Regions from separate parts of the Homo sapiens genome. Here region 2 is linked to region 1. A link is an interaction called in ENCODE POLR2A ChIA-PET data of the cell type or tissue named here. Cell type or tissue: PC-9. All regions are shown on one strand. Each heading gives the region's core, and the rest is flanking DNA. Links, peaks and the distances in the headings are about the cores only.

Region 1 (12,164 bases), core at 1,839-9,838:
CATCTTCATGTCTTGGTCCCAGTAACTCCTATTTTCTTTATATCAAATGCCATGCCCCACCCCCCCCCCGCCCCCACACACACAGACACATGGGGCAACCTCTCCTGTGGTATCGGTCATATCATGATACACTTTTTAAAAACTTTATTGGGGCATAATCAATGTCCAGTCAAGTTCACATATTTAAAGTGTGCAATTCTATAAGTTTTCACGTGTGTATTCTTGGGAAACCATCGCCAAGGTCAAGGTGACAAGTCCATCCACCAGCCGGCTTGCTCCTGCCCCCGCCCCCCCCCCCCACCGCTGGAGTGACCACCCAGCTCCATCACAGCCCCCCCGCCCCCACCGCTGCAGTGACCACCCAGCTCACATCACAGCCCTGCCCCGCCCCCACCGCTGCAGTGACCGCCCAGCTCCGTCACATCACAGCAGCCTGCACCCTCTAGAACATCACATAAAATGGAGTCACGCGACTGAAGCTATTTTTTGGGTTGGTTCCTCTCAGGCAGTGTGATTATTCTGAGGCGTGTGTGTTCCGGCAGTCCGTTCCTTCGCGTTGCCGAGTGATGGGCCGTCATCATGTCGATGGCCCACAATTTGGTGACCAGTCACGATCGATGGGCGTTTGGTTGCAGCCACTCCGACCTACCACGCATAAAGTTGCTGTGAATGTCCATGCACTAGACTTGGGGTAGTTAGGTGCCTTCATTTCTCTTGGATACTCAGAAGAGGAAAGCCTGGGTCACGTGATAGATGGATGTGTAAGTTTGAGAGACGGCCAAGCGGTCTTCCAAAGCAGCCTCACCATCTTGCATCCCTGCCAGCCACGTGTGGCGGGTCAGCCTCTCCTGGGCCTCGCCGGCACTTGGTGTGTGCCGTCTTTTTCATTTGGAACAGTGTGAGGTGGCGTCTCATTGTGACTTTAGCTCACATTTCCCTGGAGACCCCTGATGTTGGGCCTCTTTTCTTATTCTTGCCAACCATCCCTGTGTCTTCTGTGAAGCCGGAAGTGGAATGTTGTGGGGAACAGAGGGGCTTTCTCTCCTTGTTTCCCTCTTCTCTCTCCTCCCTTAGTTTCCTTCCCTTCCCTTCTGTCTGAGTCAGCTAAATCCACTAGGGCAAAATACCCTAGATGGAGGGGCTTCAAAACAGCAGGGGTGACCAGGCATGGTGGCTCACGGCTGTAATTCGAGCACTTTGGGAGGCCGAGACAGGAGGATCACTTGAGGTCAGGAGTTCAAGACCAGCCTGGCCAACATGGCAAAACCCCATCTCTACTAAAAATGCAAAAATTAGCCGGGTATGGTGGTGGGGACCTGTAATCCCAGCTACTCAGGAGGCTGAGGCAGGAGAATCCCTTGAACCTGGGAGGTGGACGTTGCAGTGAGCCGAGATCGTGCCACTGCACTCCAGCCTGGGCGACAGAGTGAGACTCCGTCTCAAAACCCAACAGGGGTTGATTTTCTCCCAGTTCTGGAGGCTGAAGCCTGAGAATAGGATGCCGGCAGGGCCGGATTCTGGCGAGGGCCTGTCCCTGGTGTGGAGATGGCCGCCTTCTCACGCTGTGCTCAAGTGGCAGAGGGAGAAAGTGGAAGCGAGCTCTCTGGGGTCCCTTTTATAAGGCTACCGATCCCATCACAAGGGCTCAGTCTCCTCCCAGAGGCCTCACCCCCAACACCATGCCATTGGAGGTTAGGGTCCAACCCAGGAATGTTGCAGAGACATGGACATTCAGCCCACAGCACCCAGCCCTACCCCTCCTCCTCCTCTCTCGCTTTCCAGTTCCCTCTCCCCTCGTCTCCACTCCTCCTTGGGGCCCCCTGATGCCGCACCCCTCCCTCTCCTCAGGGTTCATCACTTCTCCCTGCACGCACCACCCTCCTTTGCCGACTCCTCCAGTATCGACCTCAGCCCTTGCCTGTAGGGGCCTCCAACTGAGCTCCCTGCACAGACACCTGGATCCCCTGGTTCTGCCCCAAGGACAGAATTTGCTAGGCTCAGCTCACCTCTCCTCCCTAGACCCAAGGCCACTGTATTAGCCTGTGGGGTCAGGGGACCACTCCAGCTCAGCCAGCTATTGCTGGGGTGGGGCACATGGTGGGGGTAGCATCTAGACTTTTATACTGGAAAATGAACATTTTATTTCAAAGAAAAAGTAGCACGATGGTATCCAAGTATCCAGGACCTGCTGCCATGCCCTTTCTCTGCAGAAGGCCTGGCTGGGCCCAGTGGCCTAGCCGAGAGCCTGGCGTTGATTCTCTGCCCTTCCATTTTCGGGCTGTGGATCACCGGAAGTCACTCAGCCTCTAAGGTGAATACCCACAAGGTATTTGATGCTTACTTCATGCTCACAACACTGTCCTTGGCCCGCAGCGGGGAGGATTAAATGCCATCTTCTGCAGGGCAATGGAGAGTCACAAACACGGGTGCAGATGCAGAGCCCAGCCTTGACCCCAGAGTGGACACTCCTGACCTCCAGGGAGTGGGGGAGAGGCTGGACAGGGTCAGAGAGGCCTTGGGGGAAGCCAGGGAGAGTCATTCCCTAGAATCCGCCTCCAGGACCCAGCTGCTGTGGTTTTCTGAGCCTCCTGGATTGCTTCAGAAGAAAGAAATGCTAACACCCATGAACACCACCGCACAGGAGTGCTTTGACCCCCAAGATGCAGCATAGTTATGTTATGCACAAGATAACTACAAGATTTATGAAACTGTCCACTCTCAGAGCCCCACCCATATTTCCAGTTGGGTGACAAGCAGTGTATGTCCCTGGAACTGCACCCATAGCTCCACAGGGAGCTCAGTGTGAGGCCCTGGTGGGTGTGGGCCCCGGGTGTGAGTGGGCATTGATTCCCAGAGGGCCTCGGTCTATGACACCCCATTCCCCACTCCCCACTCCCCACTCCAGTACACCCACATCCTCCAGCCCCTTGGCACTCCCTCTCATGGAGCCAGCTGGGCTGCAGTGATCCTGGAGGGTGACCCTGTCTGAAGCTGCAGCCCACACACACCACTGGAGGCCGCAGCTGTGGAGGCAGACCCGGGCCTGCAGCAGAGCAGGTGAGGAGCTAGCCCTGTCCAAAGGAGGAGTTCACAGCTCGGGCTGCCCAGGGCCCCTTTCAGGGCAAGGCCTCCCTGGGGAGCCTGGCAGTGGGACCCCGGTCCTGGTCCTGCAGCAAGCAGGGGTACCTTTGACCACAGCTCCTAAAGAGAGCCAGACAGTATCCATCCTGGGTCAGGGGCACCCACGCGTGCACCCTAGGGAGGCGCTGGGGCCTGAAGTTCTACCATCAGGAATTAGAAATACCAGTTTTAGAAAATTAATCATCAAGAACGGGAGCGACCTGGGCCCCTTGTAAACCCGGCAGATCTAAAAGAGGGAAGGGCTTCAAAGGGGCAGGACTCCTGCGGGTCGGCGTGGCCGCCAGCCAAACCTACTTTCTCCAGGACTCTCGGCGGCAAGCCACAGAAGTTCCCTCTTGTCATTCGGTCAAGCCTTGTGAAGCTGCCATTTTTATAGGTCAAAAAACAGTCAGGTAGCGACAGCTTATGAGGCCCAACCGAACAGCTCAAGTTTCATAGGTGAATAATGTGCAGGGGGAGACTCAACAGCTGGAGGCAGGAGTCCACAATGGTGCTGGGGGCCTGTCTCTGTCTCTCACTCCCTTCTCTCTCTCTCTCTATGTCTCTGTGTCTCTGTCTCGGTGAGTGTCTCTGTCTTGCTCTGTACCGTCGTCCCCGTCTCCTCGTACTGACCTCCTGCCCTTGCTTCTTTGTGCCGGCCTCAGCCTTTTCCCGGGCTGAGGAACCCCCTCCGTGCTCACACATCTGCCAGCATCACAGCCCCCCAGGGACAGGAGAGCATCTTCCCCAGTAGATGTAGAGGAAAAACCCAGGCAGGATTCTGATTGGCCTGGATGACCATCCCTCAACCAATCACTGTGGCCTGGGAAACGGGAACCCCTGATTGGCCAGGACTGGGTCACTGGGCACTCCTGAGCCCGAGGGCTGTCCTAACCTCCTCGGTATCCTCCACGTGGGGAGGGGCCACAGAAAGGAGAGGGCTGCGGCACCAGCAGAGGTAAGATGGGGAAGCGGCCGGCAGCGCCACCCATGCCTCTCTTCCTGGGGCCTCATCGTTGGTCAACCCCGCCATCCACCCTCTGCCCAGCACAGCAGCCTACGAGCCGCCTTCTCCCTCAGGACCCAGGCCCTGCTCACTCTGCCAGCCCCGGAGCTCCCCGCTCCACCGCACCTGGAAACCGGGGCAAGATGCGTCCATGAGGCGCATGAGCAGGATCACCCCAGACGCTCCCGAGCCTGACCCCCCAGGACCCCAGCGGCATGGCTTAGCCACCAGCCTCCCCTGGGGTCACTACACACTTAGGCTCGGGATGGCCCGGGGGTTTGGGACTGTCCTCAGTCCGATTGGCCCTGAGAGGACAGAGGATCCCCCTCTCTGTGGGACTGAGGTGGTTCAGGTGGGGCCTTCCTGCAGAATCCAGGACAAGTCAAGGCAGATTCGCTTTCCTGGCTCCGTTCACTGTAAGTCCAGCGGCAGGAGTGGGGCCTGCATGCTGCATGCCTGAAAACGGGGAAAGGGCACATGGGCAGCCTTGAACATCTTCAGAGAACGTGAGCAGTCCCTCGGACGTGGATGCTGAGTCCACTGGCCACACAGCTGCACTCTTGCTGGACACAGGCAGGCTTCTCAGCCATCTATAAACAGCTGGGTTGCGGTGCCAAGGGCTCAAGTCCTCTGTCAGAAAGGAAGGAGGGGGCTGTCTAGCCATGGTGGCTCAAAGAATCAAAGTCTTGGAGCCACACCCTCCAGAGGGTGGTTTATCTTGCAGAATTGCTCCCTGAACCTGGCTTCTTCCAGACGGACCATGCCTGGCCTGGGGCGCCCCTGCCTGCTACTCGTGGCTTTGCTGAAAAGAACAGCTCCCGGCCGGGAGGAAGTGGGCGGGGGGGGCAGGAATCCGCTGCCCACATGGGAGAGGGGAGGTGCTGGGAGATGTATCCTCCCAGAAGGAACAACAACTCGAATTGGCTTTGGGGAAATTCAAACAGTTTCTCTCCAGCTGGAGGCTCCACCAAGAATAAGTTCCCCAGCTTCACGGAGCTCCGAGGATTGCAGCCGCCTCCAAGAATCCATTAAATGAGTTCTTCAGACTCGCTTTTAATGCTTTTCCGAGGTTATTAAACAGAGAAGTTCTCTGCAAGGAGCTTTCAGGGAGCTGTGAGAGAGGCAAGGAGGCTTCACCCACCGAGTGAGGCACTGCCTTGCCTGAGCTCTGTCCCTAAGCTCACTTCCAGGGCGGTTTCGAAGAGGAAGTGAAGATTCTTCCTGGTGCTGGAGACGGCGCCGCCCCTCGAAGGATCCCTGGCTCCAGCCTCCTCAGCTTAAGTCTCGCGGAAGAGGCTGCAGCTACAGCTGCCTGCGGGCCTGCTTTCTAGGTTATCCTTGTTGGAAGCTTTGCCCTGACCCTTTCACTGGATCCATTGCAGGCAGGATCGGAGCCAGACTCCACCACCCCGCTGCTGGCCTCACGGCAGTTTTGCACCCAGCCTCCAGTACTGGCCATCAGCTGATGGCCCAGACCCATTTCACATCCTGTCTCCCCATTAACTCTTTTGTTGCCCGTCTCCTCGCTGAGTTTTGGTTTGAATAGCTCAGTCCATTTGACGTGTTTGGGTTGGACAAATACATAGGGTGTCTGCAGCTTCCCTCCCAGCCCTGCAGCTATTCCAGGGTGTGGCATCTGTCTTAGTTCGGGCTGCCCCAGCAAAGCACCACAGACAGGGTGGCTGGGACAGTAGACGTTGACTCTCACAGTTCTGGAGTCCAGAAGTCCAAGATCAAGGTGTCTCAGGGTCTGGGTCTTCCTTCCATGGCTTGTAGGCGCTGCCTTCTCCCTGGGTCCTCCCGTAGTCGTCTGTCTATGTGTGTCTGTGTCCTCATCTCCAGTTCTTTTTTTTTTTTTCTTTTGTGAGACAAGAGTCTTGCTCTGTCACCCAGGCTGGAGTGCAGTAGTGCGACCTTGGCTCACTGCAACCTCCACTTCCTGGGTTCAAGCAATTCTCCTGCCTCAGCCTCCCGAGTATCTGGGATTATAGGCACCCGCCACCACACCCGGCTAATTTTTGTATTTTCAGTAGAGACGGGATTTCACCATTTTGGCCAGGCTGGTCTCAAACTCCTGACCTCGTGATCCACCCACCTCGGCCTCCCAAAGTGCTAGGATTATAGGCATGAGCCACCACGCCCGGCCTCATCTCCAGCTCTTATAAGGACACCAGTCAGCCGGGATTAAGGCTCATCCTCATGATGTCCTTTTAACTTAATTACCTCTCTACAGGCCCTGTCTCCATATAGAGTCACACCCTTGAGTACCGGAGGTTAGGTCTTCAGCATAGGAGTTAAGAGGGACACAATTTAGCCAATCACAGCTTCATAACAGATGCTCTGCAGACACCTCTCCATCAATCATAGCCCGGTGTGTTTAACTTAGAGTAGATGGTGGCACCACCCGATAACAATGGTGGTGGCATTCAGCAGCAGCTCAGAGGGTTCCAGAAGCATTCCTCCAGCCTCGAGGGGAAATGGTGCCTCTGGCTAACGGAGGGAACCATCAAAGCCGGGTATGGTTTCTTTGATCGTGTTTAGCCGCTTTGTGGCTGAGTAGAGATTCTTCCTTCTTCCTGTCCAGGTAATTAATGAGGGACTTCAAAGGCATGAGGCTTTTCTGCTCCAATCAATTATTCAGATTGGCATATCCAAAGGTCTCTGAACAGGAAATAGAGAGGAAATGGATTGCTAAGTGGTTATGATGGAGACTAAATGAATTACTTGTTAATCACCCTTGTCTGCTCTGGTAGTATCTGTGCAAGCCAGGATAGCTGCTCGGGGCACACTCACCATCAAACACGGGAGGGGAAGGGCAGGGTGGGGTAAATTTCACTCTTAGAAACACCAGAATTTCTTCCTTTTCAGGATCAATGTCACCCATATCTTGTCAATTGTGACTGCAAACTTCAGAAGGACTCAGAGTGGAAAGTCTTGGCAACCATGTTGCGGTTCAGACAGTGGGAGCCATGCTTCTGCGAATGAGCCTGGGGACTGGGGACTGTGGTCCCAGCCCTGGATTTGATGAGGGGAGTATCCCTGTCCTGCGAGGGTGCAGTGTCACTTTTCCACTCCCATTTGGGGTCAACTCTTAACAGCATCCCTGAGAAGTGAGGTGGTGTAAAGTCAGGGAAGTGTGGTCTTTGTCTTATTAAAAATAATGCGATGAGATGGACGATGGCAGAAGCTTCAGGGTAGACCATGGAGCTCATCATGGTATTTGATATGGCTTGGCTTTGTCCCCACCCAAATCTCATCTTGAATTGTAGCTCCCATGATTCCCATGTGTTGTGGGAGGGACCCAGTGGGAGATAACTGAATCATGGGGTCATTCTCCCCCATACTGTTCTCATAGTAGTGAACAAGTCTCATGAGATCTGATGATTTTATAAGGGGAAACCCCTTTCTCTTGGCTCCCATTCTCTCTTGCCTGCTGCCATGTAGAACATGCCCTTTCCCTTCTGCCATGATTGTGAGGCCTCCCCAGCCATGTGGAACTATGAGTCCATTAAACCTTTTTTTCTACATAAATTACCCAGTCTTAGGTATATCTTTATCGGCAGCGTGAAAACAGACTAATACAGTATTACTCTTTACATTGCTTTATGTTTGCGATTTTCCATTAGAAAAGGAACTTGAAAATTAAAAAAAATAATAATAATAATGCCTACTTCTGCTCCAACTTCTACTTGTGGCCAAGATGGAGAAACAGAAACTGGATTTACCTTTCCTCATGAAACAACTGAAAGAAAAGATAAAATATATAAAGTAATAGGTTTTACAACCAGACACCAGGTAATAAATGATAGTGATCACTAAAGCATGAGAAACAGATGGGATGAGCCCTATACTTGCCCCAGCTTCTTGCACTGAGCGTTTCCAGGCTGTGGGGCAGGGAGAGGGAACTCAGGCAGAGACTGGAAGAACATCCACATTGAAGACATTGAGGCCAGGCGTGGTGGCTCACGCCTGTAATCCCAGTGCTTTCGGAGGCCGAGGTGGGTGGATCACAAGGTCAGTAGTTCAAGACCAACCTGGCTAACATGGTGAAATCCCATCTCTACTACAAAAATACAAAAATTAGCCGGGCATGGTGGCACGCGCCTGTAATCCCAGCTATTCGGGAGGCTGAGGCAGGAAGAATTGCTTGAACCTGGGAGGCGGAGGTTGCGGTGAGCCGAGATCGCACCACTGCACTCCAGCCTTGGCAGCAGAGCAAGACTTCATCTCAAAAATAAATAAATGGATGGATGGATGGATGGATGGATGGATGGATGAAACTGCTTCCAGGTGACTTAACTACACCCAGAACAAAGCTCAAGACCAGGATACAGAACTACCCAGCGCCCCCAACAAGTACAATTCATGATGTCTGGCATCCATTCAGAAATTCCCAGTCTTGCAAAGAAGCAGGAAAATACAGCCCGTAAGGAAGAGAAAAATCCATTATCAAAATTGACTGGGGATTAACACCGATGTTAGAGTTAGCAGACAAGGATATTAAAAGAATCATTAAAACTGTATTCCATATGTCCAAAAAGTTAAATGTAGACACAGAAGATATTTTGAAAGCCCACTGGAATGTCCATTTTTAAATGGTTAATATGATAAATTTTGTTGTATATATTTTAGCATAAAGCAGTTCTTTACATTTTAACCCAAATCAAACTTCCAGTGATGAAAACCACAGTGTCTGAGATGACGGATACACAGGATGAGATCGAGGGTAGATTAAATGTTATAAAGTAATAGTGAACTCAGAGAAGTCTCAATAGAAACTATCCTGAGTGAAACACAGAGAAAAAAAAAGAATTCTTTTTAAAAGAACATCAGTCAGTGAGCTGCAAGATAGCTTCCAACAGCCCAATATACATGTAAGTAGAGTCCCTGAAGAGGGGGCGATTGTAGGGGGAGGGGAGAAAAAATACTTGAAGGCTGGGTGCGGTGGCTCATGCCTGTAATCCCAGCACTTTGGGAGGCTGAGGCGGGCAGATCAGTTGAGGTCAGGAGTTCGAGACCAGCCTGGCCAACACGGTGAAACCCCATCTCTACTAAAAATATGAAAAGTTGGCTGGGCATGGTGGTGGGTGCCTGTAATCCCAGCTATTTGGGAGACTGAGTCAGGAGAATCTCTTGAACCCAGGAGGCGGAGGTTGCAATGAGCTGAGATCGCACCACTGCACTCCAGCCTGGGCAACAGGGTGAGACTCCATCTCAAAAAAAAAAAAAAAGAAAAGAAAAGAAAAATATTTGAAGAAATAATGAGGGAACTTTTTCCAAATTTGAAGTAAACAATGAACTCACACACCCAAGCAGCTCAATAGACTCCAAGCACAAGACACATGAGAGAAAAAGAAACAAAAACACACCCAGGCACATAGGATTCAAATTGCTCCAAATTAGAGATAAGGACAAATATGTTAAAAGCAGCCACATGGGGATAAAAGGACACGTGACACATGAAGACGAAAGAGAAAGATGACAGCAGGCATAGTGTCAGAAGCAATGCCAGTGAGCAGATCGTGGACAAATACCTTTACAGTATTGAAAGAGAAGAAAAAACAGAATTATTCAACAGAGTTATTTCAACATAATTCAAACAGAATTATTTCAACAAAGGTAAAATACTTTTGAAAAATACAAAAGGTTTAATCATTCATCACCAGCAGGTACACTATAAAGAATATGAAAGGTTGTCTTTCAGATAAAAAGACAGTGCCTGGGGTCGGGAGTTCAAGACCAGCCTGGCCAACATGGAGAAACCCCATCTCTACTAAAAATACAAAATTAGCCAGGTGTGGTGGCATGCACCTGTAATGCCAACTACTCAGGAGGCTGAGGCAGGAGAATCACTTGAATCCAGGAGGCGGAGGTTGCGGTGAGCCAAGATCACACCATTGCACTCTAGCCTGGGCAACAAAAGCAAAACTCCATCTCAAAAAAAAAAAAAAAAGTGACCACAGATGGAAATACACCAAGGAAGGAAGGACTTAGCTGCATGGCTATATATGTAAAATTTGTTTTGTTTAATTCTTTCGAAAGATAACTGTCTTTAAACAGAAGAATAAATGTAGCTTGGGGATTACGACATGGAAAGATCGTAGGTGTGACAACAATGGCACAAAGTCTAGGAGGGGAAGAGTGGAAGTGTACTGTTGTAAGTTCTTGTATTGTACACGAAGTGGTAGAACATCAGCAGTGATAAGTTAAGGGTGTCTACTATAAATATAAATTCTAAAGCAACTGCTGAAATAACAAAACAAAGAATAATAGCTGATAAGGTGACAGAGGAAATAAAATGGAATCATAAAAAATTATCAACCCGGCCAGGCACAGTGGCTCACACCTGTAATCCCAGCACTTTGGGAGGCCAGGGTGGGCGGATCACGAGATCAAGAGATCGAGACCATGCTGGCCAACATGGTGAAACCCCTCTCTACTAAAAATACAAAAATTAGCCAGGCGCGGTGGTGGGTGCCTGTAATCCCAGCTGTTCAGGAGGCTGAGGCAGGAGAATCGCTTGAACCCAGGTGGTGGAGGTTGCAGTGAGCCGAGATCGTGCCACTGCACTCCACCTTAGTGACAGAGCGAGACTCTGTCTCAAAACAAACAAACAAACAAATTATCAACCCAAAAGAAGGCAGAAAATGAGAGAATTGGCGGGGGTGGGCAAAATATACAAGGGACAAATGAAAAGCAAAATGGAAAGAGGACAGAGTTAAACTTCCTATCAATAATCACATATTAAATGCAGACGATATAAACACCCTTATTTTAAGGGCAGATTCTTCAAGTTGAATAAATGCTCACCTCCAAGGAGCACTCGCTTTAATTATAAAGACACAAAAGAGTTAAAAGTAAGAAGGTGGAAAGGCATATACCACATTAACACTAATCCAAAGAAAACTGGGATGACGATATTAGTATCAAAATAGATTTTAGAACAAAGAATGTTAACAGTATTAAAGAAGGTTATTTCATTATGGTAAAAGGGTCAGTTCTATGGAAGGACATTAAAAACACTAAACATGTATGTACCTAATAACAGAGCCTCAAAATACATGAAGCAAAAAATAGACCTGCAAGGAAAAATAAATAAAACTACAAGTATAATCACTTCTCCTTCTGTAACTGATGGAAGTGTACAGAAAGTCAGCCGGGATATAGGAAACCATGAACAAACCCATCAACCAGCTTGACTTAACTGACAGTTGTGGAAAGAATCCTCTGTGCTTTGTTTTCAAGTGTACTTGGAAGGGTTATTAAGATAAACCATATTTTAGTCCATAAAACAAGTCTCAATAAATTTGGAACTATTCAAGTCATACAGATGTGAGCTCTAACCAAAACGGAATCGTATTAGAAACCAGTAAGAGAAAGATCTCTAGAAAATCCCCCAGATATTAGGAAAGTAAATAGTATTATTTTAAATAACACCGGGATCAAAGTAGAAATCAAATGGGAAATTAGAAAATATTGGAACCAAATGAAAATGAAAGTACAACATATCAAAATGTGTGGAATGCCTCTAAAGTGTCTGTAAGGGAACATTTCTGGCACAAAATATCTATACTAGAAAAGAAGAAAGGCCTCAGATCACTGCTTCAGCTTCTACCTTTAGAAGCTAAAAGGAAAAGAGCAAATTAAAACCAAAGTAAGGCTAAGTGTGGTGGCTCACTCCTGTAATCCCAACACTTTAGGAGACCAAGATGGGAGGATCACCTGAGGCAAGGAGTTCAAGACCAGCCTGGGCAACATAGTGAGACCCCCCCTGCCATCTCTACAAAAAGTTAAAAACTAGCTGGGTGTGACGGTGCACGTCTGCAGTCCTGGCTACTCTGAAGGCTGAAGTGGGAACATCACTTGAGCCCAGAAGTTTGAAGCTACAGTGAGCTATGATTGCACCACGGCACTCCAGTCTGGGCAACAGAGTAAGACCCTGTCTCAGCAACAACAACAACAAGCAAGCAGAAGAAGTGATTAAGCTCACAGCAATCAATGACATAGAAAATAGAAAAACAAGGAAAATGGAGCAACC
Region 2 (12,164 bases), core at 3,858-11,857, 60 kb after region 1:
GCTTCCCAGAGTGCTGGGATTATAGACATGAGCCACCGCTCCGGGCTGGCATTAAAAATTTGAAAGATAGATTGAAAGATAAACTTGAAAAGAATTTCTCAGAAAAGAAAAAGATATGGCCTTCGAAGAAGATAATAAAATTAGAAGGTCAGTCCAGACGGTCTACTGTGTATAAAATAAGGATACCTCAAAGAGAAAATAAAAGAAATATTTAAAAAGTCATTGAATGGCCAGGCGCAGTGGTTCATGCCTGTAGTCCCAGCACTTTGGGAGGCCAAGGTGGGCAGATCACTTGAACCCAGGAGTTCAAGACCAGCCTGGGCAACATGGTGAAACCACATTTCTACACAGAATACAAAATCATTAGGCATAGTGACATGCATCTGTGGTCTCAGCTACTTGGGAGGCTGAGGTGGGAGAATCACCTGAGCCTGGGAAGTCAAAGCTGCAGTGAGTCACGATCACACCACTGCACTCCAGCCTGGGCGACAGAGCAAGACCCTGTGTCAAAAATTTATTTTGTCTGATATTAACAGCCATTCTGCCCAGGAACTGTCTTTTCTCATTTATTAACTCTCAGCCTCTCAGTGTCTTTGTATTGAAAGTGTACGGACAGCATAATTAGGTCTTCTTTTTAAACCATTTTATAAGGCCTGATGTTTAGTTGGAGTTTTATTCTATTTAACATTTAATAGAATTGTTCATGTGGTTCCATCTAGGTTTACAAGTTTGTCTTCTGTTTATCTCCTCAGTTTTTATTTTTCCCTTTTTCTGCCTTATTTTAGATTATTTAACTATTCTTAGAACCTTATTTTAATTTTTCCATTGGCGTTACACTGTAGCTCTTCACATTCTTTTAGCAGTGGATCAAGGATTACAGTATACATTCTTAGCTTTCCATAGTCTACTTAGAGTTCAAATTGTACACTCCATGTAAAATATAAAAACCCAGCAACCATATAGATGCATCTTCTTCACTCCTGCCTCACTTTATTCTATAATTGTCATGTGTGTTACATCTACACACTTGTAAACCCCAAAATCAGTATTATTTTTGCCTAAAACAGTGATATCTGCTTTTAAAATTAAGAGGGAGAATCATCTTTTATTTTGTATCCAGGTGTTCACCATTTGTGGCACCCTTTGTGCCATCCATAGATCCAGTCCCGCTTCACTTCAGCTTGAAGAACGTTCTTTAGTGCAGGCTTTCTGGCAACAAATAACCTGGTTTTCATTTTTTTATAAAGGTCTTTATTTTGCCTGTATTCTTTAAAGAATTTTCACCAGAAATGGAATTCTAGTTGTGTTTTTTTTACTTTCACCTGTTAAAGATGTTGTTCCGCCGTCTTCTACAAGAGGTTCTTCTCCATGGTTTCTGATGCAAAGTCTGCAATCATTCAGTCATTTTTATTTAGAGTGTGAATAATGTAAATAATTTCTCTGGCTGCTTTAAGATTCTCACCTTGTCTTTGGCTTTGAGCAGAATTGACTATAATGTCCCTATATAATTTTTTAAATACTTATCTTTTTGGGGATTCACAGGCTTCTTGAATCTATAAATTTATGTCCTTCACCTAATTGGGGAATTCCTTGGGTACCATTTTTTCAAGTATTTTTTATGACTCATTTTCTCTGTCTTCTTTGACTCTAATTTTCCCCCCTTCTGAGACTCTCGTTCACGTTATGTTAGACCTTTTGATCCTTAATACTCTCTGTTCTACTTTTTAAAATCTTTTTTTCTCTCTTCTTTGGATTGGATATGTTCTCTTGGCATGTCTTCAAATTCACTAATAATTAGCTCTGTCATATCCATGCTGATGTTAAGCCCAGCTGATGCATTTCTAACAATTCCATATAATTCTTTTTAAAATTTCCTTGGGATTTCCTGTCTTTTATTCATTATAAGCCTATTTTCCTTTACCTAGTTGGGTATTGTTACAGTAGCTGTTTTTTAAAGTCCTTCTCTGATAATTCCAACATCTGGGTCATCTCTGGGTTTGCTAAATAAGTTTGAGTTGTATCCCAAATTTCGTGAATGTTATGCTTTGGCAACTCTGGATTATATTACATTCCTTTGATGGGTGTTAATGTTTTTGTTTTAGCTGATAATGAGTTTGGTTAAACTCAAATTGCAACCTTTGTCTGCCCTGCAGTGGCAGCAGCTCAAATTTCAGCCTTATCATAGCAAGCCTATTTGAGTCTTCCTTACACACACAGCTCAGCTCAGACATCAACCAAAGACCTATGAGAAGTTTACACACAGAATATGAAACTACCCTTCTCTGGCTCTCTCTTTTCTGGAGTTCTCCCCTCACTTTGGCTGCTATGGCCACTGTGGGCTGTATCCTCTGATTTCTATCAGAACTGCAGGTTTGTGCAGGATCTGGATTTAAAAAAAAAAAACAAAAAACTGCAGGTGACTCATACCATAATGCATCCATTGCACAAAGCTTCTAATTTTCAACTCTCATCTAAAATCTGCCTGTCTTTGTTCACTCTTCAGAACCTTCAGAGAATTTATTTGTTGGTTTGGGGGTGGGGATTGTACTCTGTCTAGATTTTATAGCTATTACCTGCAGAAGAGTTAGTTAGTCTTAGGAATTTACTTTACCTTATTCCCCAACCTCAAATTTTATACCCAGCCAAACTACCAATTAAGTGTACAGATAAAGCCATTTTCAAATAGTCAATGTCTCAAAAAAATTATGTCCTAACTCTATTTGGGGAGAAGATACTGGAGGATGTCCTTTACAAAAAATGAGGTTTTTGAACCAAATAAACAAATACAGGGATTCAGGAGATCCAACACAGGAAAGAATCAGTCAAAGGAATCCTGAGGATTAGAGTAATGGGGACAGCTGCTAGAAAACACTTAATCCTGGTTGTTCAGTGCAGATCAAAAGTCTTCAGGAAATATTTCTTCAGGAAGACAAACTTAAAATGGATAATGTATTTGAAGACTCTGAAAAGAGATTTACATAATTAGGGAAGCATTTGGATTTGAATTACTGTTAAGTACATAGAAAAACCGACCAACAAACAAAATTATTTTGCTCTAGGGAGAACAAAATGTACAGGAAAAGATGAAGTAACCATAGTATACTATAGAGTTTAAGCTATGAATAGATTTTACATAGTCATGATGTAAATCCTGAATGGTGATCTAGTTAAAATTTTGATATCAATACATCTAGAGGATGGTGGTACTGGGAAAACAGTGGGGAGGGAGGATTTTTTAAAAAGAGCCAAATTAGTGGTTCTCAACTGATGGTGTCTTGACCTTCCATAGGACATTTGGCAGTATCTGGAAACATTCTTGATTTTCACGCTTGGGGGTGGAGATTATTGCTGGCAGCTGGCAGGTAGAATTCAGGGACACTGCTAAACATCCTACAGTGCACACCCACAACAAAGAATTAATTGGTCCAAAATCACCATAGTGCCACATTTCACAAACTCTGAGCCAAGTCATCCTTTTCCATCACAGTGTGTCAGCGGATAATATCGAAAATGTAAATATCAAGTAGCAAAAATAGGTGTTCAGAGATTGAGTGATAGATATAAAATTAAATAGCTGAAGGCTCAGAGTGAGAAGTAAGGCTGGGTTGGTGGGGTTTCATCATGACAATCCTTGTGGAACTCTTTGTTTCTGTAAACTCTGTGTATGTGTATGTACAACTTTTGATATTTTAAATAACGATTTAAGTGGAAGAAGAGAATTATTTACAAAGGAAGGCAGGTATGCCCATTCTTCACAGAAATTCCCTGGACTGTGGCTGATGATAGGCTTGGGTTCTTGCCATCTACCTGGATGTGGCTGTGATTCACTCACTCTGTAAATGTCTCCATGTCTGTATGTAAGGGTGATGCATGGACAGGCACATTACTCTTTTTTTGGAGTTATCTGGATCCATGATTTCTCAACAGTTTCTCTCTACTCCAAGGCAGTTATCCCCAGGAGCTGCAGTACTTACCTGAGCCTTCTATAAATCTGGCAAGTGATCAAGCCATACCTTCCCCTGGTGGCAGCATTCCAGAATTGCAGGTCCAGGTTTTTTGAGGGGCACCGAAACCCCATGGAAGCTCAAGATGCCAACCTGAGCATATGAGGAAACAGCAAGCATTTCACCTATTCTGCAGTTTCTGTCACCACATGAGCAATTTCTGGCATCTGTTTTAAGGACTGTAGCTGGTTCCAAAGTCTCATTGCAGGTTAAACTGATTTTAGGTTTGTTTAAAGGCTGGGAAATTCTAAAGATCCTAAAGCTTTTTTTCCTCTGTCCCTGCTGAACTGGGTAGGGAAATGTAACTGAAGTATCCAGTCCTGCCTTGTTGCGTGCTGGTCTTGTCAATTAATTTCACGTTGAGTTGAGTTGCCAGCCATGTGCCTTTGCCCCACTCTTCCCATAGAAGTGTTGATGGGCGCTGGGGCACACTCCGTTGGCATCCTTGAGCCTTGTTGTCAAAGTGCTCACCTTCACACGGGGAGCAGGTGCACAAAAACCCAAAGCCACACGACGCACAGCTTTGTCCTTGGTATGTTTCTTACTTTTGGGGAAGGACTTCATCCAAAGCTTGTTTATTTTGCAGAATAGGATGAGAACTTAAGACCAGCATGGTCGACGGGAGGTTGGCGCAGCCTCTTTGGTTGGGGCTGGCTCTGAGGCAGCAAGGAGTAGGTGCTGCCACTTCATGTGGCTGCGCAGCTTCTGTCCGGAAAATGGAGTCACACTTCCTCTTCACCAGGAAAGGGGAAGGCAGCTGGGAGCATGGGCTCCACCCTTTGTGTGCCCAGCCTAGGGAGGACTCCAGGAACCCCTAGGACTCACTGTGCTATGACTCGCACAAGGCAGAGACACTTCCTCTAAAGGTAGAAGACAGTGACATGGGCCCATCCTGGAGGACACCCTCTTCCTGCAGACAGGTTCCCCCAGCTCCTGGACAGAGGAGGAGCAGGGAAAGGAGGGACAGGATCTGTATCCAGAGGCCTCACAGACAGCTGGGTCCAGTGGCAGAAACTTGGGGGTGGTGGCGCTGGCAGAGGCAGGAAAGACAATCTCTTCTCAGGGACCCACATTACATGCCCCAGTTAGCCCTGCTAAAGGGGACAGTTTCAATAGGACCTCTGTGGGGTGGGGAAGGGCAAAAGCTCTGCTACAAGCATGAGCGCGGGAGGGCTGTGGCCTCCAGCCTGCACTGCCCACTCCCTCCCAGGGCTGCGGCAGTCATTTTCCAATGACAGTGCCTCTGAGTTCCCACTCACAACACCCCTTCCCCCAGGACCTTTAAGATGCCCCAGCCACCAACCTTGGCCCCAGGTTTGCTAACAGCAGCAGCATCTGGGGGCTGTGGCCTTTGCATGCCAGAGCTGCCTCTGCCATCTCTGCAGGTCTGGGTGAACTGCGGCCCCAGGGTCTGCTCCTCCAGTCCCTGCCTCCCAGCTTCCCTTTAAGACCAGTCACTCCTGGGTCACCTGCTGGCCAAGACACCTCCTCCCTCCCCATCTCAAGCCTGGTACAATATATGTAATTGCAGGGGATGGGAGACGGAAACAGCTGTGGCCAGGCTCCTGGGTAAGTAAGCACAGCTATGGTTTGTCACTTGAGTTCTTAGTCCGTTTGGGCTGCCGCGACAGAATACACAGATCAGGTGGCTTAAACAGCACTTATTTCTCCCAGCTCGGGAGACCAGAAGTCCAAGATCATGGCACTGGCCGGCAAACTGGTTTGCAGAAAGCCATCTTCTCTTCACAGGACAGAAAGGGCAAAGGGTTGCTCCAGGGTCCCTTTTATAAGGGCACTAATCCCATTCACGAAGGCTCCGCCTCATGATGTAATCACTTCCCAGAGTCCCCGCCTCCCAACCCCATCACACTGGCGGTGAGGGTTTCAACACATAGACTGGGGGGACATAGACATGCAGCCACTGCAAGTCCCCAGCTTCAAGTCGTGGCCAGCAGGGTGGGCTGAGTCAGAGCTGAAAGACAGGGTGAGGGGGCAGGGGAGCTGAGGAAAGCTGACCCGAAGGCTACACCAATGCTGAAGACTCAGAGCTACATGCCAGCTGGCCGTGCTCTGAGCTCCTGCAAGGAAGAGTGCAGAGCTCCATGCTGGGAGCCCCCCCTCAATGGGATAAATGGGACTTGAGGCCATTTTTGCTCTGAGACCAATAGCCAGTGTCCCCACACTGGGCCCCTGGGGGAGGTCGTGGGACCAAGAGCCAAGACTGTGGCCCAATCAGTGTCTGCTCACATTGGGCAGCGCTGGAGACCTGTGCCACTGCATGGGCAACAGCTGGTGCTGCAGGGGCAGGTGAGCCTCAGTGGGCAGCAGACAGAGATGCACTGTGGCTGAGGGCTGCAATAGAACAGTCCTCAGGGTGGTAACCAAGAAGGCCGGGCAAGGCACAGGCCTGGTGACCAAGCACTGCAGGTGGGCAGCTTCAACCAGACAGGGACTGTCCCACAGCTCTGGAGACAAGAAGTTTGAGATCAAGGTGGCAGTAGCATGGGTTCCCTCTAAGGCTGTGAGGGAAAATCTTCCAGGCCTCTCCCATAGGAGCTGACGGTTTCCTGGCAACCTTTAGCATCTCAAAGCATCACCCTGATCTCACCCTTCATGGCGCCTTCTCCCTGTGTGCATATCTCTATATCCAGACTCCCCCGACTCTCTTTCTTTTGAGACAGGGTCTCACTCTGTTGCCCAGACTGGAGTGCAGTAGCACAATCATGGCTCATTGCAGTCTCGACCTCCAGAGCTCAGGTGATCCTCCTGCCTCAGCCTCCCAAGTAGCTGGGACCACAGGCACACACCAGTACACCTGGCTAACTTGTATTTTTTGTAGAAATGGGGTCTCACTATGTTGCCCAGGCTGGTCTGAAACTTGTGCTTGAGCAACCCACCCACCTCAACCTCCCGGAGTGCTGGGATTACAAGTGTGAGCTGCCACACCTGGCCCAAATTTCCCCTTTTCATAAGAACACTAGTCACCTGGGTTAGGCTCACCCTAATGGCCCCTTTTTAACTTGACTGTATCTGCAAAGTAAGGTCATATTTTGAGATACTAGGGATTAGGACTCCAGCATATAAATTTGGGCAGGACACAGTTCAGTCCAGAACAAGTGTCTGGGGACACAGAGATGATGCACCAGTAGGCAAAGTAGGGCAGGGGGCAGACTCTGCCCCGCCCCAGGACTTAGCCCTGATGGTGGCCTTAGGGGAAGCTGGAGGGATGGGATGTGGGGAGGGGTGCTGAGCATTCTGTCGGGAAAGGTCAGTGTGGGCGGAAGGTTGGGATGGGTTCTCTGTGCTCAGCTGAGGGGGACAGGGCAGGTGTGTGCCCAGCAGCACGTGGGCACCATCCACCCCCATGAGCCCTGGTGCCCTGTGGCGTTCCCAGTAGGCAGGCTCTCATTGCCTGAGGTCAGAGCCGGGCACAGGCTGTCAGTGCGGCCAGGTTCTCACCAAGGGGTCTTCCTGTCCTGGGCCTGTATGATAGAGGTTCCTGTGGCACACTGTCACGGCCTGTGCCCTCTCGGCAGAATCTAAACCATACCCTGGAGGGGTGCAAAGCAAATGTGCGTTGCAGGAGTTACTACCGGTCTGAGTTCATTTGCAGAGCCTCTAAACACTCCAAAAAATCACAAGCCCCGCTCTTGCGGGTTCCTCCCAGCCCCAGCTGCTTTGGGGAAGTCGGCATTTTTAGTGTCTTGATGGTATTTAGGGTCTAATTACAAACGCGCGTCACTGGGACCACATGCTTGGTGCTGGAACTGGCTCTTCATTGATGGAAACGATGTGGTTTCTATATTAAGTGCAAGATTCGGGGCCACTTTCCTGGCTTTTGCAAGCCCAAGTTTGAGTTGGGGTCCCCCACAGGCCCCTCCAGACCTCATGTCCGTGTCTGTCCACTGGGCCTGCATCTAGGGTTCAGGGTAATGCGGAGTGGTGACAGACGGGATGGCCACCTGCCTCTGCCCCAGCGCCCACATGACATTCCCCCATTCTGCCTCCTCCTCATGCTCAGAAAGGCTGTTGCAGGCCCCTCACAGACATCCCTCTCCCTCTGCAGGGGAAAGATTCTGGGCAGAAGGTCAATGTGTTTTGAGATCTGAGCTCTGACACAGGAGACTGGCCTGGGAAGCTTATATTGATACAGGGCTCACCAGTCACCTGTGGCTCCCGTAGGAAATAGAAATCAGTTTCATGAATGTCACCCAGGCTGATTTTGAGACCAGCAATGTGCAGAGTTCAATCTGTCCCTTCCCAAAATTCTAAACGCAGATGGCATCAAAGGCAGTGATAGCAGTTTTCTGTTTCACTGGTGGCTGGCAAGAGCCACAAATCCAATGCCCCCTCAAGCTGAGAAGGTGACGTCAGGGCCCAGGAGGCTGGGGCGGGCGGGCACAGCAGCAGTCACAGCCTCAGCTAACAGCAGGGGAGGATGCCGCATGCAAGTGGGAGGCCCAACTCCCCAAGTGCGAGGGTTCTAATTTTTCAATGAAAACTGAAATTCTAGACTTTCTATGCAAAGGTCTTATACTCTTTAAATTGTGACAGCTAAGTTAAAACTGACTGAGGCACTGTGTGGGTGGGATTTGACCCTTGGTAATCGCTGGATGGGGACCAAAGGGAACATCCTAGGATGTGTGTGGATGGTTTGAGGCCCTGTTGGCACCACCTCCCTGCCCCCAAGTGCTTGCCAGGGCAGGAAGCCATGCTGTTTACTGAGGACACCCCGCTAGAGAGGCAGGTGTCCTGCCCACGGGCACCCAGCAAGCAGCAGGGCCCCCACAGGCTCCGGACCCAATAATATGCTGATTCTGGAGGGGTGCAGGCCCACCAGGACCAGGGCTCACCGGATACCATCCCTCCATGAAGCAGGAGGGAGGGCCCTCCAAGTGGAGCTGGGACTGCAGGGAAGCTCGTCCAAAGCAACTTTGTTTGGAAGTGGCTCATGACCCCGAAAGACCTGGGCGAGACAGATTCTGGACGTCAGAGGGGCATCAGATGCCCAACAACTGATTCCAAACCTAGCTCCACCCCTGCAAGCCCTGTATGCCTCTTTGTCATCAGCTTTCAGAGAAGGCCAAGTGATGTTTCCAGGGCCCATGGGAGCCTCATTTCCTCTGAGCTCTCCTGAGCAGGTCCTGCCATTTGCTGCAGTCTGCTGAGGGCAGCAGGTCTACGAGGGGTACAGGGGATGGAATCAGGAACTGGGGAGCCCTGATTAGGAGTTGGGTGGGAACAGCAGCTTCTGCAGACTCAGATATGAGACATCAAATCTGGGCAGCCAGCCTGGCCCTGTGCAGGAGCAGCTCTGGCTGGGGCAGCATGAGTGTGTGGAGGTGCCACCAGAACGTGCACCCAGGCTGTCGGCTACAGACAAGGAAGGTGCTGGGGCCGCCAAGGTCCTTGGCCCCGCAGCCAAGCTTCCTGAGAATCCCCCATGAGTGGCTCATTCCCCGAGAGGCCTTTCTTTGGTCCTTTGCCTCCCCTGCCCAGAAAAGAGTAATGTCTGTCTCTGACACTTCTGAGGAAAAGGGCCCTCCAGCCCCTTGACCCTTCCAAGGCACAGGAACAAACTGCTTCTCCCAAAGCGGCCAAGGGCCAGCTCTGGCCAAGATCACAGAAGGACAGCATCCAGCCACCACAAATGAACCACGGGAGATTCTGGAGGATGAGGATTCTAGGGAGTGAGCCCAAGGCCGTGATGGTTAGCAGGCTGCAGTCAGAGGCCACATCCCCAGCCCCTCCCTGCCTAAGTGGCCAGGCTGTTAAAGTCCCCATCAGCCCGACGAGCCCTCAGGAGGCCGCAACTTGAGCTTGGCTTCTCCAGTGACTGGCAGCCCATCCCCGTGCCAGTCTCGTACTCTCCCCAAGCATCAGATCCAGAGAATGCCCCACAGCGGGTGGCAGGAGCAAGCAGGCAGTAATATGCACTTTCTTGGTTGGAGCCCCCTCAAGGCCCGGCACTGGGGGCCCGCCCAGAGCAGGAAAGCTGGTCCCAGCCCATCTCAAGGTGGGGCCGAGTCCTCCCCTCGCTCCCCACAGCCTTGCAAGGGATGACCCCTGGGGATCTAGTGGCCAGGCAGCTGGGGGCTCCCTACTGCCAGGTCTTCTCACCAAGGCCTCACACATTGGCCTCGCGGCTCCTGAGCCTGGGCAGCCTGCCTCCTCCATCTCAGCTTGAGACCCCAGTGTCTCGGTGCCCCCCCACGTGTGTTTGGCACCTCATACTCACAGCTGCTCGGGTCAGATGCCTCATCTCTGCATCGGGCCTCAGCACTCCCTGGCCCATAACTTCACCCTGGCATCCAAGGCCCTGCTCTCAGGCCTTGGCCTTTTCTGCGCCCCCCTGCCTACCGCTTCCTTGCCCATTCCCACTCCATGACTCCGCCCACACTGCTCTTTCCTGGTGGGTCCAGGCCTCTGTTCAGTCTCCTTTTACTTGGTTCTGCCTTCTTAGGTGGTACTCAGCCACCTGAAGTTATGTGTTCACTTCTTTGTGTGTCGGCCAAAACTCCCTGATGAGGACGCAAACTTCCCACAGATGGAGGCAGAGACAGCTGAACTGCCTGTGCCTCATGGCTTTTAGTGGTACGGGGAACAGAAACACTGGAATGAGTGAATGAATGAATGAATGAGCAACAGCCACTACCCGGGTGTGCTCATGGGAGGGGAGAGAACCCGATAACGCGTGGCTGGTGTTCGGTTGCCTGTCTGTACCAGAGCAGCGAGGGTCCTGCAAGCTGAGGTCTGCCCTCCGAGAACTCCCGGTGCTGTCTTCCTCGATCCGGCTCCTTTACTTCCTAAATCCATCTGCTTTCCTAATTACATTCTGAGAACCTCAGTGAAAGGAACAGCCCCCAGGAGTCACCTTGCAAAGACCGCTGCCGCTGTAGGTGGGCCTCTCTCCCAAGGCCCCATTAGGATAGTCCTGCTCCCAAGACTCTATCTTCAGGGCAGTGCAGGGTGACCAGCTGTCCAGTGGACCCAGGACACTGGATACTCACTGCTGAAACCGGGTGGGTCTGAGTACATGGGAATGAGCCGGTCCCACAGCAGAGACTGCAGAGCAGCTGGCACGGGGACTGCCCTGGCCCCACTGAGTCCTCCCTGGGCTCCTCGCAGCCCTGCCTGGAGGACCTCTGCAGCCGTCTCGTAGGTGACCAAAACTGGCACATCCTGGGCCTGTCAACAGTATGGGGAGCCAGGCACTGGGCCTGTCAACAGTATGGTGAGCCAGGCAGTACCTGCTTCTATCCAGCTCTTACAGGGATGTTGGATTTGTGAAAATCCACCAAGCAGCACACAGGCTTTAAGTTTTCTGTTTGTGGGTATACCAGATGTTTAGTTTTTGAAGAATCTATAGCAGGAGGATATGCGTACAGCACAGTGTGGCTGGTGAGGGGCATGACGTCTTGGCTGTTGTTTACGATCAGGGTGCTTTTCTTTGTTCGAAGGTGGCGTGTGAAGCAGCTGTAAACTTCACCTTCTGGGGCTTCCCCCTCCCTGCTGCCACCTAGAGACAGCTGCCTCTGGGCTGCGCTCCCATTCAGGAGCTGCTGGGATGAAGGTGCCAGAGGCCCCCTGTGGAGCTCAGTTCCATGGGCAGGGGTGAGGCCGGGGCCTTTTCACAGCAACATTTGAAAACCACTAAGTGTTACTCCTGCAGTAGCCAGGGTGGGCAGTGTCAGCCCAGACGCCCACCCAGTTCCAGTCTCCATCACTCGGGTTTTCCTCTGGGAGTAGCGTGGGGCTGGGAGGCAGAGGCCAAGGCCATCTGCTGCTGAGCATTGCTCAGGGAGGTGAGAATAGCAGAGGGGCCAGGGGGATGGCACCCTGAGTCCGTTCCTACTTCCGTGTCAGGTGCATTTGCCATGGTGAGGACAAATAGGGCAGGAGGTAACCGGCTCCTAAGAGTTCCTCAACTGCAGGGCAGTGGCCATAGCATGGCAGCCTTGGGGGTCCCCAGCCTGCCACTCACCGTCCCAGGAGCACTGGGGCAGCTAGTTGTACAGACCAGCACAGGGACAGGGCCCCCACTCTTGTAAGCACCCTGCTGGGCCAGGCTTTTCTGCCTTCCCAGGCCTCTGGAGCGGGAGAGCAGGGAGGGAGGGAGTGGGAGGAAAGGGGCTGCTTCAGTGTGATGTGCATTCCCAG

Evidence for each region. ChIA-PET counts read pairs that join two places held together with the same protein. Peaks named below come from ENCODE experiments on the same cell type or tissue, not always from the same donor. Only the 100,000 strongest peaks of a DNase experiment are listed, where the experiment ranks them.
Region 2: POLR2A ChIA-PET joins it to region 1 with 9 read pairs; 3 of 35 experiments call an interaction of 5 or more read pairs at or near these places.

Annotation. Positions count from the first base shown.
Region 1 is chr11:70,561,455-70,573,618 of GRCh38, reverse strand. All of the region lies in intron 17 of SHANK2 (SH3 and multiple ankyrin repeat domains 2), which reads left to right. Among named protein-coding and RNA genes, the nearest start is that of SHANK2-AS1, 59 kb to the left of the region's middle. In PC-9, for the core only: no CTCF peak of the experiment used is centred there; a DNase peak (open chromatin) is centred at 5,328; H3K4me3 peaks cover 570 bases.
Region 2 is chr11:70,503,403-70,515,566 of GRCh38, reverse strand. The region is part of intron 17 of SHANK2 (SH3 and multiple ankyrin repeat domains 2); the gene reads left to right. Among named protein-coding and RNA genes, the nearest start is that of CTTN, 110 kb to the right of the region's middle. RefSeq lists an enhancer at 9,566-10,065. In PC-9, for the core only: CTCF peaks have their summits at 4,045 (motif pointing left) and 11,568 (motif pointing left); no DNase peak of the experiment used is centred there.